Regions from separate parts of the Homo sapiens genome. Here region 1 is linked to region 2. The links are chromatin loops, found by intact Hi-C in ENCODE. Cell type or tissue: adrenal gland. All regions are shown on one strand. Region 1 overlaps DOCK9 (dedicator of cytokinesis 9). Region 2 overlaps DOCK9 (dedicator of cytokinesis 9).

Region 1 (5,000 bases), 50 kb before region 2:
ATTTTGAGTGTGAATGTATGATACTCAAAATGTGAAAATGCTTTGAGAAATCTAAAAAAATCATTTTCAAGGATAAAATAGCATTTTAAAATATTCTTAACTACAGAGTAAAAAAATCAAAAAGTTTGCCAGCTCCAAAATCTGACTTTGCGCTTAGCCCTTCTCTGCCATTTATTCCACCTCTCAGAATAATTTTAAAAACTTACATTACCTTCACATCACACATCACACCCTTGCCAGTAAAGTGCTTATTGTAGAGCCTGGCACAAAATAAGCACTTGCTGCTGTTGTAATTCTTACTTTCATGAGTTTGGAGGTGGAGGGGAGTTTGCTTCAGAAGACCTTCAGGCATGGCCTGTGACACAGATAGAAAGGTTGACAGTAGAAACGATGAAGTGAAAGAAGCAGAATAGAGACGTTGTTCATGTTAGTTACAGCCAGAGCCAAATAAACTAGATAAGGCATAAATACATTTATCGACCTATGTTTTCATTGATTCACTCATGCTTTTTTTCCACCCACACTGAAGTCTGCACATAAATAGTCAAGTGCTGACTGGACAGAAGATCATTTGAACTAAGCTGATTTTAACTAAAATTCTTTAGCTTTTGATTTTGACTCATTCATATTTGAAGATCTGGTGGATGTGGCATTATAATCTTAGGCTTTATGCACTATTGGAGGATCTTCATGGGTGGATGAACGACGGACACCAGGCTGGCCCATTGAATCTGTCATGTGGCGAGGTAGTTTGAATGCAGTCTGTGTAGGTGAGGTCACTAATAGAATCCTTGGCAGTGGAAGACTACATTAAACATTCTGTACACACACACAGATGAAAATGTCATGGTGCTAATATTAATTGGAATGCATATGTTTCTTCCTAATTATTTCACTCTTTTCCTTATGAATGGAAAGAAAAACTGAGGGCAGATTTATATGGTAATATTAACTAACAGAGCTAGCTAGTTCTAATATTAGTAAATACCATGAAGGCGTCTTTAAGTTCACGCATCCTATTCACTTTTATGTCATAGTAGAGGCCACATGGCTTTTTAAGAACCAGGTGCTTACTCTGAAATAGTCCATTGTTAAGTAAATGTCACAAGGTTAGGTGAAGTTGTCTCCTTGTAAAACCTGCTCTCAGATCATTAATGATGATAACTTAAAGTGATACTACCCCCAAGGGTAATGTTTCAGTGGTTCAAAGTCTCAAGCTTCACAGGAATCTCTGGTGGTGGAATTTCAGGCATTAGCTCGTTGATGGGAAAAAATTTTTTTGATGTTTCTATGGGTATGCCTTCACAAACTTTCCCAAGTGTTTTCCAAAAATCACGTCTTTCTGTTTTTTATTTTCTATTTTTAAAATCCCCCTTCAATAGTGCATCAAAACCTATAACTCTGACTGGCATCTTGTGAACTATAAATATGAAGATTACTCAGGAGAGTTTCGACAGCTTCCGAAGTGAGTAAGCTATATTATACACATAGGGAAAAGTCTTTGTACTTGAAATGCTTGGGGGGAGGTATGTAACTTCATATGCAATCAGAGTAATTGAGGAAAATATTTTTAGATGGTTTATGTGTATGTGGTGTAACTATTGTTTACAGGGCCTTTGATTGTAAGACTCAAACATGCTACTTTGGTATTGATAGGTAGTAATAAACATGTGGATGGTTTAATTATGTCCAGTGGTTCTTTTCAGGGTACCACTGATAAATAAATAGGTGAAATTTTTTCACTACAAAATATAAAACAAACAAAACGTAAGTGTACTGAAATATGCTGCAGTGCATTTTTTCCTTGAAAAGAATATTTTGAAGAAGATAATTATAAAGAGCATTTTACATTGAATAAATTTTATGTTTTTAAAAAAAGTAAATCAAGAAACAAGCATTTTCCCAGTTAAATTTTTTTTTTATCTCCTTTAATGTATTAACTTATTCTAGACTATACCAAAAGCAAGTGTATTTAGATTGAATAGTTGTGGCCAAAGTGAATCGCGGTAGCTAGGTATTGCCTTGACAGACTATCTTTTATAAAAGGTTCCATTGTGTGTTGCTTTAAAGGAATACCTGAGACTGGGTAATTTCTAAAGAAAAGAGATTTATTTATTTATTTTTATTTATTTAGTTTTGAGACAGAGTCTTGCTCTGTCACCCAGGCTGGAATACAATGACACGATCTCTGCTCACTGCAACCTCCACCTCCCAAGTTCAAGCAACTCTCCCGCCTCAGCCTCCCGAGTTGCTGGGATTACAGCCACTTGCCACCACGCCCGGCTAATTTTGTATTTTTAGTAGAGACAGGGTTTCACCGTGTTGGCCAGGCTGGTCTCGAACTCCTGAACTCAGGTGATCCACCTGCCTCTGCCTCCCAAAGTGCTGGGATTACAAGCATTAGCCACCGAGACTAGCCAAGAAAAGAGATTTATTTCGCTTATAGTTCTGCAGGTTGTACAAGAAGCATAGCACTGGCTTCTGCTCAGCTTCTGTTGAAGACTTTTGTGCTGCTTCAAAACATGATGGAAAAGGTCAAAGGGAAAGTTGGCACTTGTGAAAAGAGACCAAAGAGGAGGAGGAAACTCACTTTATAACAACCCATTCTCTTGGGTACTAATCCATTTCAGCAACAAGTAATCCCATCTTGCCAGGAACAAGAATTCACTCATTACTGTGAGAACAGCACCAAGCCTCTCATGATGGATCTGCCCCATAACCCACTAGGCCCAATTATGCAACAACGGGGACCAAATTTCAATCTGAGTTTTGGTGGGAATAAAAACCATATCCAAACCATAGCAGTTGGCAAATTGAATTATACTTGATTTTGGGAAAATTGAAAGCAAATAGTGATGGATTATGTTTTAAAACTAACCATCACCAATGAAAATATTACTTGAGACCTGATTAATGTATTTTTCTTTGCGTTTGTTACATCTTTGAGCTGGAACCTTTTATGCGGTTCTCAGTAGACCTAGCTGTTTGTTTTTCCTCCTTGTGTGGCTTTGCCACTCCTTAAGAATGTTCGGCCAATTCCCCGATTGCCTCTTTTTAAACCTCAGCCAGGAACACTCCCTCCTAGTATTATCTTCTCCAGATGGGTAGCCCTTTAGTTCTATATTTACCCAATCCTCCCTTAGGGATTTTTTAATTCTTCCCATTGGATTGGCTTAACCCATCTTTGTTGATCCTCTTGTTCATAGTCTCAGGGTTGAAAGATATCAGACTATGTCATGTCGTATACTTACTATCTAATAGACTGCTGGTACATTTTCTCTCTTGGCATTAATGAGAATTTCCAAATGTGTGATGAGAAAGAGAGGGAGAATTGTAACAGTGGTGAAGAACACAGATTCTGTGTTCTGCCTCAGACGACTCTGCCGTCTGTCAGCCTGATTTTCCTCATCTGTTAAATGGCCTTAACAACAGTCACCATGATTAAAGGATTAAATGAGAGGGCACATGAGAAGTGCGCAGGGCCTAGCACGTCATACCCATTGAGTAAATGTAAGCTGCTTATTGGTATTGGTGTCTTGTTTTTGTTGTGGTTAATACCATCATTGTTAATCGGTTTCAACGCAACAACTCAATCTTCCTTTTTTTCCTCATAAACTTTGTATTAAAAGTTATTCTACCAAGTCTTTGTTTATTAAAAACTAATCCACTTTCTTATTTTTAGTATGCCTGCTAACTCCCCAGAAGCTATGCTGTCTTTTCCACATAGCTTTTTGGAGCTTTCTTACTCAAGTCTCTTGGCTTACCCACCTTGAAAAGCAAGGGCATAGATGGTTTTATTCTTTGTCTGAATAAAGAAGCTGGGCCATCTTTGGATTTAGTAAAGGCCGGGCCCTATGATGGAGGAAGAAATGCAAAGCCTCTTCCTTGACTAGGCATTTCTAAAACAAATTTTCTTTGTTGTTTTTATAGCAAAGTGGTCAAGTTGGATAAACTTCCAGTTCATGTCTATGAAGTTGACGAGGAGGTCGACAAAGATGAGGTGGGATACCTGCTTGCTGTTGCTTCTCTTTTCACTCTAGATTTAAACATCAATTTTACAGACTTAGAAGATTAGTTAGAAAATTACCGACATTTAGCCAAAACAGGCATTGGAGTGTTACATGAAACGGGAATAATTTTTTAAAAATGTTATTGATTGATTGGAATAAGGTCTCTGTTTCAACTTTACTGCTTAGCATTTCATGTTCTCTTGGTTGTGTTTATTTGTTCTGAGATCATTTTCAAAGACTTGGATCAGATCTGGCTACATTGTTAAAAGATATCAAGATGACTTAGACCTTGAATTTAGGTTGTTTTTCAACAGATCTCGAAACAGCTGCCAGCCAGTAGATTTAAATGGCTATTTCTTCAATGATTGCTTTTAGTGAAGTCTGATTTGATCAAGCCCACTCCCCCTATTCCTAGAGGAAAGCTCATGGCTAAAGAACTATATAAAGGGAGTAGGGCATTGAGATGAGTCTGCCCACTGAGTGAGGGAAACCTCACAAGAAGACAATGCCCATCTCTGCATTTCTCATCCTCCCCATTGATTGTTAAGTGTCCCATTGTGAGTTTAGGTTTTTCCTTCTTTAAAAAAATTGTCAGCTGAGCTATAACATTAGCCACTCATTAAGCAATGTGCATGTAGCAAATTATTTTTATTCCCCCCATCACTTTATCTCTCCTTTCTGTATTGCCTCAATTTCCTCCCTTGCTTTATTCACCTTTCCCTGAACTAAGCCTCTGGGAAGGTTTCCAGGAATGTGCATGTGCTTTTGTCCTCTGACTATAGGGGAGTGTCATTTGAAAACATTTTTTCGTGAAACCAGGCAAGACCTTCCAACGTGAGTGGTCAGTTGAGGTATGTCCTTTTTGGTCCTTTTGTGGCTCATTAAACACTGACAAATAAAAATTTGGACAGGAGCTAGCTTTGCCTTTAATGGAATAAAGTTTTCAGAAATGTAGGCGGGTCTCTCTCTTTCACCGCTAAGTGGACTTTT
Region 2 (5,000 bases):
TAACCATAACATAATTTACTATAAAAAGAGATTCACAAACACCTGCTTACCACCTTGAGGGTTCAACATTTTCACTTTTAGAGCACTCCTCTCTGGCTTCTGCTTCCCTGGCCCTGCAGACACCCTGCTGTTCTTTGCCCTAATCACACATTATTGAGCTGAGAGCTCCTCTAACATTTTCTTAAAGCCTTCATTCAGTGTGTCTCGTATCTTAAGAGTAATGAGTTTTCTGTTTGAATTAGTTGTTTTTGTGTTTGTCTTATTTACATCTGAAGAATTTTATGTCCTAATTCTTTGTTTTAGTCTTCTGAATTTATGAATATTCACCATTCCTGTACCATTTGTGATTTCCAAAACTTTGATCTCATCCCCTTAGGGTTTTTAATATTTTTAGACCAAAATTATTAATTTATTCTGACCTTAATATTTTTTGCTCTTGTTGCCCAGGCTGGAGTGCTGTGACGCAATCTGGGCTCACTGCGACCTCCACCTCCTGGGTTCAAGCGATTCTCCTGCTTTAGCCTCCCAAGTAGCTGAGATTACAGTCATGCGCTACCACGCCCAGCTAATTTTATATTTTTAATAGAGACAGGGTTTCACCATGTTGGCCAGGCTGGTCTCGAACTCCTGACCTCAGGTGACCCACCCACCTTGGCCTCCTAAAGTGCTGGGATTACAGGCGTGAGCCACCGCGCCCAGCCAAGGGAACCTTTCTTGAAGTGTCATGACGAGGCACACACCAGTGTTGTAGGAGCACCTGGGCCCTGGATTCATAACAGCCAGATAGTGCTTTCAGTGCCAATTAAAGTGTTCTACTCAAGGATAGCTACACATGCATGTTGTGTATTAAGCTGATGCTTTCAGTGTACAATTTATGTCATTCTTGGTGGTAGTCGAGTGAGTCCATTCAATGCATATTTACATGGAGGGACATGGCACAGCGTTATGCTTACTTCCAGTGCTGCACTCCTGCTGAAGGTGGAAGTGGCCATGTTCTTGTCCCCAGCCAACCAAACTGTACATTGTTACATTTACTGAGGAAGGGTGTGAATCAGAACCCCTTCGAACTAGCATCTAAAATAAGTAATTTCCTTACTACAGCGGATGGACCTGCAAAGTATGGATGGATTGTGTATGACTGTGCCAGACTCTAGTTTCATAGGTGACATGTACTTGGAGGGTACAAGTGATATTTGAGAAAAATGTAAAGCAGACATCATCAAGGTCTGTGGAGGAGTCCTCTCCTCACTCTCTGCCCCTATGGTCAACAGTTTGTTGGTGTTTCTTTTCCACCATGTATATTTAGCAGCTGTAATTTCAGCAGACTGCTTTTGCATTTCCTTTCCTCCCACATGGAGTGAAGCACATTGCTGGCATTCCACAGGTATACTGGAAGAAAGGAGGTTGGAAAACCTAGCATAGGGTAGGATGAATATATGCCCTTAGACATTGCTTGTTTAACCTCCAACCATTTTCTAGCTAAATTGAAAAAGAAAAGAACTGTTTTTGAAAGTGAAAGAAGGAGGGTGTGGCTCATAGTCTGAATGGACTGTTTGGACTTCCCCTTAACCAAATTTGTAAACACTATACATATGTGATAGGTAGAATGCTAGTATGCATTCTACCAGTATGCTAGTATGCATTCACCCTCAAGTGTTTTGAACAGTTGTTTGTAATGTGCAAAGCATTGAGGAAAAATGCAAATGGAGTTGAGAGTGAACCCTTAACCTTGAAGCTCACCTAGTCACTGGAGAAAGAAAACGTTCAGCTTGGAACATTTAGAGCAGTGTGCAGGAAGGTGCATATGTGAGCTTCAAGAATCATAGATTTATGTGGGGATACAGTTGGAACTTTACCTGGGCCTTGCAGGATACCACAATCTAGGGATAGGAGAATGAGTACCAGGCAGAGGAAATAGCTCAGGCCCAGGTAAGGCCGCTGGGGCAGAGTTCAGGCTGGATAGATTGAGATTAGAGGGGAAAGAGTGAAAAACAAGATTAGCTCAGAAACAAAGATGAGATTATGGGGAGCTGTGAAGCCAAGCAGCAGATGAACTGGTAGAGACCTAGAGAGGTACAGTAGGTTCTTTAGTAGGAGTGGCGAGATGACAGAGAGTATAAAGATTAGCAGAGTGGCTTGGAAACTTTTATATCAATAAGTCTGCTTATCCCCTGAAGTATAAATAGCCTGTGGAACAGATTCACCAGACATTTTAAATTTTGATTTATTTATTTGTTTAGCTCTCTAACTGCAATAATATGAAATGACATTTTATGGTGATGCTGATGAAGATCTGGCATTGGGAGGATAAGGTGGGATTGAGGATGAGGATGGAGAGCATTATGAATGAGTAAGGGAGATTATTCAGACAGAACCATTCATTCAACCCTGCAGTTCCACGTCTAGATATCTGCTGAAGAGAAATGAAAGATGTATCCATGTAAAGACCTAAATGCAAATGTGCACAGTAGCTTTATTCATAATAATCAAAAACTAGAAACAACCCAAATGACCATCAGCTGGTAAATGGATACACAAATTGTGGTAACTCCACACAATAGAATGCTACTTAGTAATAAAATGGAACAAAGTAGTGAGTCATGCAACAGCATGGTTGGATCTCAAAAGCATTCTATGAACTGAAAGAAGTTAGACACAAAAGACTACATACCATTTGGGTCCATATCCTGTATATGACATTATAGAAAAAGAAAAACTACAGAGCGCAGAGCAGCCCCGTGGTTGCCCAGGACTGGAGGTGGGGATGGGGACAACAGATGTACTTTCTCTTCTTGACTGTGGTGATGGTTACAGTTATATTCACTTGTCAAGACTCACCAAACTGTAGACTTTTAAAGTCTGAATTTTATGGTATGTAAATTATGCCTCAATAAACCTGACTGAAACAAAACAGAGCACAGTAAGGTCAGACTTGAGTGGGGGAAGAAAGGCCACCTAGATATTGAGCGTGAGATCATAGAAGAAGGAGCTTTTGAGAGAGGCAGTAGAGTAGAGGGCTTGGTTTACCAGGGAAGGTGCAAGGTTAGCCTTGGGATGTCATATGCTTAGGGCTGTGGGTTCAGTGGCTATGACAGAGACCTGAAGTAACAGTGAGTTAAACAGGAAAGTAAAAGTTTATTTCTTTTTACTTGAAACCCCAAGCTCATAAGAGGCTTCTGTTCCACAGTTATGAGAGGCCTCCATCTTGTTTGCCCCCTGGAGTGCTGCTCCTCCTTTTGATCTAACTGGGTTCACCACCACATCCATGCTGGAGCCAGTAGGGAGGGGAAGATGCACCTTTCCTTTTAAGGATATGACCCAGAAGTTGCACTGCCACATCACTACCACTGCTATCGCATTGGCCAGAGTTAGCCATGACGGTACCTAGCTGCAAGGGATGCTGGTAAATGTAGTCTTTACTTTGGGTATCCATGAACCTAGTTAAAAGTTGAGGTTCTATTACCATGAGAGGGAAGAGAGAACAGATACTGGGAAGTCACCAGCCATTGTTTCACAAAGGGCTGAGGCATAGCCAAACACATTTCCAGTTGGCAGGTGAAGGTTCAGCCTGGGACAGGGAAGCGAACAGACAGAACTAAAGAAATAGATTTGTGAGTACCAATCTGCTGAAACCATAAGCCTAAGCTTTTCTCTGGGGAAAAGGACTGTGTTGATCTGAGTCAACAGATAGGAGTAGTCATGCTTGAGACTTATTGGGGCAATGACTACAAGGGAAAATGGGAAGGCGCTCAGGAGACAGTGGGAGAGCCATCAGAGGGCAGCACATGTGTGACCCAAGGTTAAGAAGAGAGAGAAGGAAGGAAGCGTCTTGGGCCACAGTGGAATTCTAAGTAAGAGAGGTGAGCAAGGCATTGGAGAGGCCTCAAGCCTCCTCCTCAGTCATCAGTGGAGTCCCACATCCCCCAGCAACAAGCCTGCTGCAGCTTCCTTTCCACCCTCAGTCACTGGCAGGGAGCAGCCATGTGAGGCATGGAGGCACGGGTGGCCTTGGTACAAATGCAGCTGTAGATTCCACAGCATAGTGGTGGGGCCAGGAGTTAATTATGTTCCCTGCAACTGAAGATGTGAGGTGCCATTCTCATTGTGTCAGCAGGGCAGAGAGTGAGGTAAACATGCAGATTATAGAGAGAAGACTGATCTTTGGGAATGAAAATGATGAAGAGGTAGGAAGAATGGAGTTTGTAGGCTGGGCGCAATGGTTCACATCTGTAATCCCAGCACTTTGGAGGCCTAGGTAGGAGAATCGCTTGAGCCCAGGAATTCCAGACCAGCCTGAGCAACATAGTGAGACGTCATCTCTGCAAATGTGAACAAAATTAGCTGGGCATGGTGACACATGCCTGTTATCCCGGCTACTCAGGAGACTGAGGTGAGACGATTGCTTGAGCCCTGGAGGATGAGGCTACAGTGAGCTGTGATTGTGCCAGTGCACTCCAGCCTGGGCGACAGAGTGAGACCTTGTCTCAAAAAAAAACAAAAAACAAAAACAAAAACAAAACCAAGTTGTAGAAGAAAATAGGAGAAAGAGGAAATAACATAGGGATCTTGATAAAGGGGAGTAACCAGAATGCAGGGAAATGTCATTGGTAAATTTCTTCTCAGCCCCATTACTTTTGTTGTTTGCTAAGCCACAAAGAGAAAGTTTCTTAATTAAAAGTCTTATTTACGTCGGAAAGCAGTAAAATAGCCCATAGAGAAGAGGCCTCTAAACCACACCAGAGAGTGGAAGAACACAGTGCAGAACAAAGAAGTGAACATTTGAAGACCATTCCGAAGTCCTCACCCATGAAGCAATGATTGGGCAGCACAGCTGTGGGAGAGCAGATGACCTGTAGGGCGGGGAGTAGCCCATCCTGGGTCTCTACGAAGACCTGGCTGTTAACCGCAGCGTCCACAGGGGCCTCCACAGCCAGGCTGAGTGTGGGTCTTCAGGGAGATCCCGTTCATTCGAGGAGTCAGTTGGTAGGCGCTGAGCAGCC

Evidence for each region. A loop is a pair of places that touch in the nucleus more often than their neighbours do. Peaks named below come from ENCODE experiments on the same cell type or tissue, not always from the same donor. Only the 100,000 strongest peaks of a DNase experiment are listed, where the experiment ranks them.
Region 1: a loop joins it to region 2, with 1.8 times the contacts of the local background. A loop is called at or near these places in 3 of 110 quality-filtered maps.

What each region holds. Positions count from the first base shown.
Region 1 is chr13:98,922,302-98,927,301 of GRCh38, reverse strand. It overlaps DOCK9 (dedicator of cytokinesis 9), which reads left to right. Exons shown (of 53, transcript NM_001366683.2): 4 at 1,383-1,465; 5 at 3,931-4,000. Among named protein-coding and RNA genes, the nearest start is that of DOCK9, 53 kb to the left of the region's middle. In adrenal gland, no CTCF peak of the experiment used is centred here; no DNase peak of the experiment used is centred here; H3K27ac peaks cover 1,833 bases.
Region 2 is chr13:98,871,911-98,876,910 of GRCh38, reverse strand. The region is part of intron 27 of DOCK9 (dedicator of cytokinesis 9); the gene reads left to right. Among named protein-coding and RNA genes, the nearest start is that of DOCK9-AS1, 42 kb to the right of the region's middle. RefSeq lists an enhancer at 1,378-1,437. In adrenal gland, no CTCF peak of the experiment used is centred here; no DNase peak of the experiment used is centred here.